2 separate regions of the Mus musculus genome follow, and region 1 is linked to region 2. The links are chromatin contacts, found by Hi-C or POLR2A ChIA-PET in ENCODE. All regions are on one chromosome and are shown on one strand. The core of a region is the stretch at or near the end of the contact, and the rest is flanking DNA. Distances in the headings are between cores, read along the strand shown. Region 1 has its middle 54 kb from the start of Ubac2. Region 2 holds the start of Ubac2 (ubiquitin associated domain containing 2).

Evidence for each region. Hi-C counts contacts between places; a loop is a spot of excess contacts on that map. ChIA-PET counts read pairs that join two places held with the same protein, here RNA polymerase II (POLR2A).
Region 1: POLR2A ChIA-PET joins it to region 2 with 18 read pairs in Patski. The contact joins the enhancer-like site here to the promoter of Ubac2 in region 2. A Hi-C loop is called at or near these places in 1 of 37 maps with a recorded cell type or tissue (T-helper 17 cell). POLR2A ChIA-PET finds 5 or more read pairs at or near these places in 1 of 5 experiments (Patski).

What each region holds. Positions count from the first base shown.
Region 1 is chr14:121,822,710-121,826,369 of GRCm38, reverse strand. No RefSeq gene overlaps it. Among named protein-coding and RNA genes, the nearest start is that of Ubac2, 54 kb to the left of the region's middle. Within about 2 kb of position 1,648, at least 1 of the 3 ENCODE cell types and tissues checked has a DNase peak (open chromatin) inside an H3K27ac peak, as active enhancers do.
Region 2 is chr14:121,876,822-121,880,683 of GRCm38, reverse strand. Ubac2 (ubiquitin associated domain containing 2) reads right to left here and starts at 2,078. Exons shown (of 9, transcript NM_026861.2): 1 at 1,910-2,078. The coding sequence starts at 1,940. 1810041H14Rik (RIKEN cDNA 1810041H14 gene) reads left to right here and starts at 1,276. Exons shown (of 2, transcript NR_130999.1): 1 at 1,276-1,476; 2 at 3,673-3,825.

The sequences.
Region 1 (3,660 bases), core at 399-2,898, 54 kb after region 2:
AGAACATTGTCTTCTAGCTCTCTCAGCAGCTTTGGAGTCTTCAGCAGGTCCTTTCTCTGACTCATTTCCTCATGGGTAACACAAAAACACTACTTCAGTGCCAACTTGCTGTAAGGGGGTGGGAGTGGGGCGAGAATGCTGGTCATGGGGCTATCGGTTTTATTTCACTGATGGTTTTGATCATAAGGGTTTATGAAACTACACTCCTGTCTAGGGTCGGTCTGAATATCTTATATTATTTTTGGCTTTTCTGTGAACTCTATAGAGAACATGATGGAAAAACACTCCCGGTACAACAGTCTGAGCGGCAGCATCCATAAAAGGCAGCATGCTGGCTTCCCAGGGTGAATGATTTCATAACCAACCTGTGAGCTGAGAGTCCACTCCACATCTGAAAGCACATTGGCACAGAAGGGAGAGAATTCCTTTTTTTTTCTCCTTCCTTTCACATTTCATCTCTTAGATCCCTTTTCAGGACTTGTGGCTGGAAATCCTTTCCCCCTTCACAGGAAGATGACTGTTCCCAAGAGAAGCCTTCACAGTCAAGAGTCACACCCAGCAATGCAGAAATCCCACATCAGATAATCTGCAGGGCATTAGCCAAATGCCTGCTGTGGCTGACGTGTGCTAAACGTGGAGTCTCACAGAAATGGACAGAGAGTCAAAGAGCAAGCTGTTTATTTGAGAGTCTCAGGAAGTCTGCAAGTGAACAGAAGGACCCGTCAAGGAACTAAAGGTAGTGGCAGGCCAGCTGCTATGGGTAAAGGGCACTCAGCGCCAATAGGGAGGGGCTAAGGATATGCCTAGCGTGCTTGAGCCCCTGGGTCCAACTCCAGCCCTTCATAAACTGTGAGCGTAATCCTAATGTAATCCGAGGTAGATGCAGGAGAACCGGAAGTTCAAAGTCATTCTGAGCTACGTAAGGGTTTGAGGCTAGCCGGAGAATTATGGCACCCTGCCTCAAAGCACAAAAATTAAAAAAAAAAAAAAAATCAACTCACTCCCACTAGAGAACTCTGAGCGTTAGCAAAACCAAGGCCAGGGAATGGAATGGGTGAGTATTCGTCTGCCACGGGGTTTAGGAGCGGGGCACAGAAGGCACTTGTGTAGAAAGACATTAAGCACGAAGCCTCCATGGCTACCTCTAGCTGGAGGGAGCCCGCAAAGACACCCATCCATCCATTTGTTTCATAAACTATTGGAGTGGGCAAGGAGTACATGAGAATGGTAAAATCTTGTTCTAATAGGGGTGACAAGTCTAAAGGCCTGGGCGCAAACCCGAGGTACGCTGAGGTGCACATGCGCAGTGACCAGGTCTGTGGTGCCAGGCTTTGACGACTCACCAATTGACACATGTGACTGCTGGGAGTGGACAGGAAACTCCCACCTTCTGAAGCTGGCTGCCTGAACTATTTAGCTGTTCCCCAGAGAGAAAACCCTTGTGCAGGGTTAAACTTTAAGCTGGGGGCGGGGACTTCCACCTGCTCCTCTGAGAGGAAAGACTCACTGAAAATGAGCAGAGGGAGCCTGGTGGGAGGGTCAGAGGGCAAAACAGACTCGGGACAGGAAGCATCCCAGGCTCCCCTAGAAGTGTGTTCTCTGTCATGAGCAGTGTGACTCAGGCCAGTGCAAGGGATGCCAAGACTGGCCTTCGCCCAACAGCCTGAAGGGAGGGGCAGCTAAGATCCATCTGGCAATGGGTGATCTGGTCTTGAGAACAGTCAAGGCTGAGCTGTGGAGAACAGAATGTTAGGGTGTTTGCTGCTGGGTGCTTGGGCAGGTGTTGTGGGACAGACTTTTCTTGGGGTGGTGCAGCACACGTGCGAGCACACACACACACACACACACACACACACACACACTGGGTCAACTCACGCCAGGGCAGGGGAGTTGGTTACAGGGAGCAGGGGTGACTCCAAAGCAGCTGCATCAGCAGAAAGCCTAACTCTGGTGAAAACACTGGAAAACTGCATCCCTAGAGCCATGATTGTTTCTTGCAGGCAGAGCACCCTAGTCCAAACTTCTCTCTCTGCACTTTGGCTAGACAGTTTCAGCTTCCTGCAACTGTTTCCTTTCATGTTTTACTGATGGGAAGGGGCCCTCATGATTTCCCCCTTCTCTTTCTCCCCTGCTCATGACTCTGCTTACTTTCTGAGACTGCCTCCTCCTTCCTGGAGAGAATATCGAAATTCAGAGGGCCTGCATCTCAGCAACAGGTGGAGATGACTTTTATATAAATGGGTTTGGGAGGGGGAGTGTGGGGGGAGGAACGACTGGTCCTGGCTTTAGAGTGTTCTCTGGACTTTAGGGTGTTCTCCATATCCCTCAAACCTTTCCTTGGTCTTACTGCTGCCTTTTTATAATTCTTTTACAGTTTCTGTCCGCAGAACGTTCTTGTCTATAACACAGTGCCTGGTCCATCATTTGGATCAGGAGCTCAAGACCAAGTTTTCAAATAAAAAGGAATTTATTTGCCCCAGAGGGAAAGAGGGCAGGGAATCAGAGACAAAGACAACAGGAGATAGAGGACAGGAGAGAAGGGGCAGGGAACAAGGGAGTGGGGGAAGGAATATCTGTCCTGGGGGAGGGAGGGTCAAAGGACTGCCTCTGGATAGAGAGGAGACAGACATGGCCTATGGGAAAATGGCAGTTTATAAAGGTAAAAGGGGAAAGCCCATGTTAGGATGAGGTGTTTAATTTTAATTGGGTAAGTTAATTCGTAAACCGAACGGGTCTTCTGATTACTAGACTTCAATACTTTGATGGCTGGACCTTGGTGGTCAGCCTCAGGAGGAGGAAATGGCCCAATAAGGGAATAGCCCTTGGGTGCTAGCTTTAGGAATGGAATCTAATGGTTTTTAACAAGGCAGGGGGAATGGAAGAGAAGGGCTAGGCCTGCCAGAGCCATGTTTGATGCTTGGGCTGGCTGGAGTCCCTTCAGTTCTCTTTGAGATGTCCTGGGATGTTAGGAAGGTTGTGATAAAAACATTGTGACTAATGTCCCCTCTCTGGTTTCAGATAAGCTCATCCCAGCCTTTCCAGGAAGGCAAGGCTGTGGCGAGCACAGGTGGTGCCTGGAGAGCTTTCCTGTCAAAGATGTCACCTCTGACCTCATCTCTGACCTCACACTTCCCTTTCAGATTCACTATGTATGCACTGTACTGGGTCCAGCATGGTACTTTCCTGCACCCTGCTGCTGGGAGTTCCCGTTCAGTTCCACTGCTGGGAGGGCCTTCTCAACATTTGCTTAGGCCACCTTGCTTTGAAACATAAGTACTTTGTTACTCTGTGAAGCGGTTGAAATGATACATGAAGGTTCAACATGTATCTGGGGCTGGGGCATGGCTTGTTTGTTAACATGCTTACCTAGCATGCACAAGGCCCTGGGTGTGGCACCTGTAATCCCAGCACTTGGGAGGTGTAGGCCGAGGATTACCCTCATGGTTATCTTTAGTGGGCCAGCCTGAGCTAACGATGTAACTCATTTTATGTTGTCTGAAACGTATAACATACTGAATTTTTAGACTGAAATGCTCCGAGAATGTTTGGTGACAAAGCACATTAAAGGGCAAAGCTGCCATCTCATCCAAACCCAAAGGATAAGAAACCAAAAGCCGTTATTGTCCACGCCCTCCAACTTCCCATACTGTCTTCACGGAT
Region 2 (3,862 bases), core at 829-3,328:
AATGACTGATCTAGGGAGAACCACCACTAAGCTCTATTGTCAAAATCAGAAACATTGAACCTAAGACTTGCCTAACACCGTGTTTCCAAAACCAAACAGTTCACAGGTCCTGGATGCTTGTCAAATGCACACCTAAAGCATGACCTAAGCCATCCCAGTAACTCCTCCGCTCTGAACACCGGCTCGAGGGAGCTCAAGAGGGACCTATAACCTCAGCTTTCCCTAGGCTACAGTTGGCCCTGAGAACACACCTGTTCAACACGCACCCATGCCAGCTATAACAAATGATTACCTTTCTTAAAGCTGTGCTACAAATGCGACTACAACCTAATCCATACTGTGCTGCCCTCGATCAGATTTCTCCCGTGTGCATATGTGTGCGCACGTGTGTGTGCACGTGTATACCTGTGTGCATGCTGATATTGGGATGTCTTTCTGAATCACTCCACTTTTTTTGACACAGTAAACTGGCTGGCCAGCAAAGCCCTGGGGAATCTCCTGCCTCCACCTCTCACTGGTGAGTTATAGACACACACTGCATGCCTTAGCTTTTACATGGGTATTGAGAATTAGAACTCAGATATTCATGCCTGCAGGACAAGCTTCATAACCACTGAGCCATGTCCCCAGACTGTCACTTTTTAACTTTTACATGTTTGGTACAAAAGGGTGCCTCAAGATGCTGAGAACAACTAAAATCGAAGAAATCTGCTGTTGACAGATCCACCCACATAGTGTAACCCTAGGAAAGCCACACTACCTTATTCATCCAAACAGTAGTTTGAAGACCAACTCACTAGTAGTTCTGATGGATTCTGGGGCCAATACGTCAACGTTTCCATAACTTAAATTAGGTACTAAATATGGAGATCATAAACAACATTAAACCTACTTCAAAGCCTGAGATTACGGTGAGAGGTGAGGACGACTTTAAATTATGTCGCTGGCTCTGACAGTCAGCTCTCAGACTATGTAACAGGAGTGTTCTTTGAAAGGCTCATGACGTTCACAACAGAATGTACCATCTGGAGATGCCAGGCACTTCTGTGCTCTAGCAACATTAACTTCACACGCAGAGATGGGAAATACCGACAGAGAAAGAAACTGCGAACTGCGGCTTGTTCAAACAGTTTGCTGTTAGTGTATCAATGCCTAATCTCAACACTGTTTAGTTAAGAGTCCACTCTCTAAAGTCAACTCAACATAATGTCGTGGGGGGGGGGGGTGCCTGGAGGTTGAATAAACTTCTCCGCCCTCTACCTGCTGACCACCGCAGACACTCCTGGAGAGTGCAGCGGCATCCAGAAGCAAAGCTTGCATTCTCTTGCCAAGTGACTTCCTAACTTCACTGAAAAGCGCTCACTTTTTCAGCTCGCAAAAACTCTTCAAGGACAACGGGTAAGATGTACGTGGAAGTTAATATTGAGGGGGCAGATTCTGGAGCGGAGGATGAAATTCACACGTTCCAGGAATCAGGTGGGTCCCAAAGAAGCCTGTATGAATGAAGGGGGAGAGGGAACCGAGCAGGGTTCCAGCGTCGCCCCCACGGGAACATCTTCCAGCCCCGCACTCGAGTCGCCAAGTGCGTGCGTGGGCCCGGGCCACGAGATGAGCGGGGCACCCGGCTGGACCCTAACTGCCCAGCCCACCTGCAGCAGGGCAGGAGCTGCTGCGCACCTTGTGGGAGACGCCGGGAGCGGAATGGACGTGGCACCCCCTCGGCCCTCGGGGCTATGGTGGGTGCGGCGCCCGCTGCCCCCTAAGAGCAAGAACTGACAAGGCTCGGGCGCGGGAGGCAAGGGGCCCCCAGCCTCCTGCAACCCCGAGTCCCCCGCTGCCCCGAGCCGGGTCCGGGAAGAGCTCGGAATGGAGCGAAGGGCGGCCCAAGGATGAGGGAACCGGTACTCACAAAGCCCACTGGAGCCGGTGCTGGTGAACATGGTCCCGCCGGGCCCGGAGCCCCCGCGGGGCGTCAGGGGGAGGGGAGGCAGAGGTGGAGAGCCCCCAGCGACCGCGCAGGCGCACTGTCAACCAGCGAGCGAAGTCGGCCCGGCGAGGCGCTCCGGAGCCGCCAGGAAGAAGGCGCATGCGCAGCCCGTGGGGCGTGCACACTCGGCCAGAGCCCGCCCCTTCCTTCCCAGAGAGGAAGTGCGTAGGTGCGGGCGAGCCGGATGGTAGCTGCTTCCGGTAGTTCGGGGCGGGTTTGGCGCATGCCAGAATTCCCAGTACAGAACCTTACGGCGTGAAGCGCCGTGAGCGAGCCGGTTCTTCCGCCACAGAACACCAGGCCTTTCTCGAGACCTCTGACCTTTCACTGGGCGAGACGGCCGCGAGTCCCACGCATGCTCAGTACTTCCGTGTGGGCCTTGGCGCTCAGTGAACAGTCTGCTTCCGGTGACCCACCAAGCACCTGGGGTTGCTGGGGTGAGGGTGGACAAGACGGCTAGTAGAAGAAAAAGTTTTAAAAATACACTTAGCTTTCTGTTCCGGGCAGTGGTGGCGCACGCCTTTAATCCCAGCACTTGGGAGGTTGAGTTCGAGGCCAGCCAGGTCTTAGAGAGTGAGTTCCAGGACAGCCAGGGCTTGGGGGGGGGGGGGGGGACTGTATGTTCATCCAGTTGAGTTATTTCGCAGGAAAATTATTTCCTTATGATCTTCGCAGAAGCTGATTCCCACAAAATCTGTAGCCCACTTAAGACTGGTTCTCAAACTATGGGGTCCCTGGGAGCACTGAAGGGTGTTCAGAAGACCCGGCCGATTTTTGTAGTAATGCTAAAACGTGTATTTTTCCTTTCCCGTTCTTTTTCATCCATGAGTAGTAAGGTTTTCCAATTAACCAGCGCCTGATAAACCAACTGGAACTGCAGGACGACCAAGTGCGTGTTAAGGCAGATCCCCAGTTGCAAGTAATCTAGAAGCCACCATTTAAACTTTGACATTTTATGGAGGGAAAAATGCCATTTAATCTAAGTGCTTGCTTTTCTAATTCCAGACCTACTCTGGGTGAGCTTTTCTTCATATACTTCATCCAAAACATCACAACAAACTAAAAAGAGAGAAGTGCGCAGGGAATCCCCACAGGGTATTGAGCCAGGCATTAAAAGCATTCTTCCTTAAAATGGTTTGCCTAGGAAAGTACCCGGTGTCAAAACTGAATGGTTGAATTTGGACATTTTTGCCTGATTCATCTAAGAAATGGCCCTATAGTGGTTAAATACATAGAAACGAGGGGGATAGTGTAGATTTAAGGAAAGCTTCAAAGTCACATTATGTCTCTTAAATTACTGTTTTGAAATTTAATCCTGTCTACTTAAGTCCTATATATTATAGATAGTAACCACTTATGGTAAACTAATATAAACTATAAAAGGTTATTATCTAATCAGGGTTAGAGAGGAAGAAATGAAGTAAATTCCTCATTCCGTTGAACATTAGTATGTTTGGAAGATCTGAAATCTGAAAAGATAGAAAGCTGTGAGATGAACAGTAGTCAGAAGTTTTGTAGCAGTTGCACATACTGACTGATATCAACATGAAAACTCAATCGTCACAAATTCAGGGCTCATAGGAAATGAAAACACTTGAGTGGAAATATACCAAAAATGAAGTGGTCAAAACTTGAAACTCTTGAAAATTATTCCACAGGAAACACTTTTTTTTTTCCTCTTCCAGTATCGTGAACATCAGTGCAGCAGTTCTGGTCACCTGGATTTATAAACACCAAGAAGTAGCAACAGCCAGTGTGCAAGTCACTGACAACCCAAGTCACCAAAAATCTTACTGAGAACCCATTAGCTCCTTGAATTAAAGATTATTTTGTGAAAAGAGGCTTGATCGTCTTGTTCTGCACCTGAAATAAAGC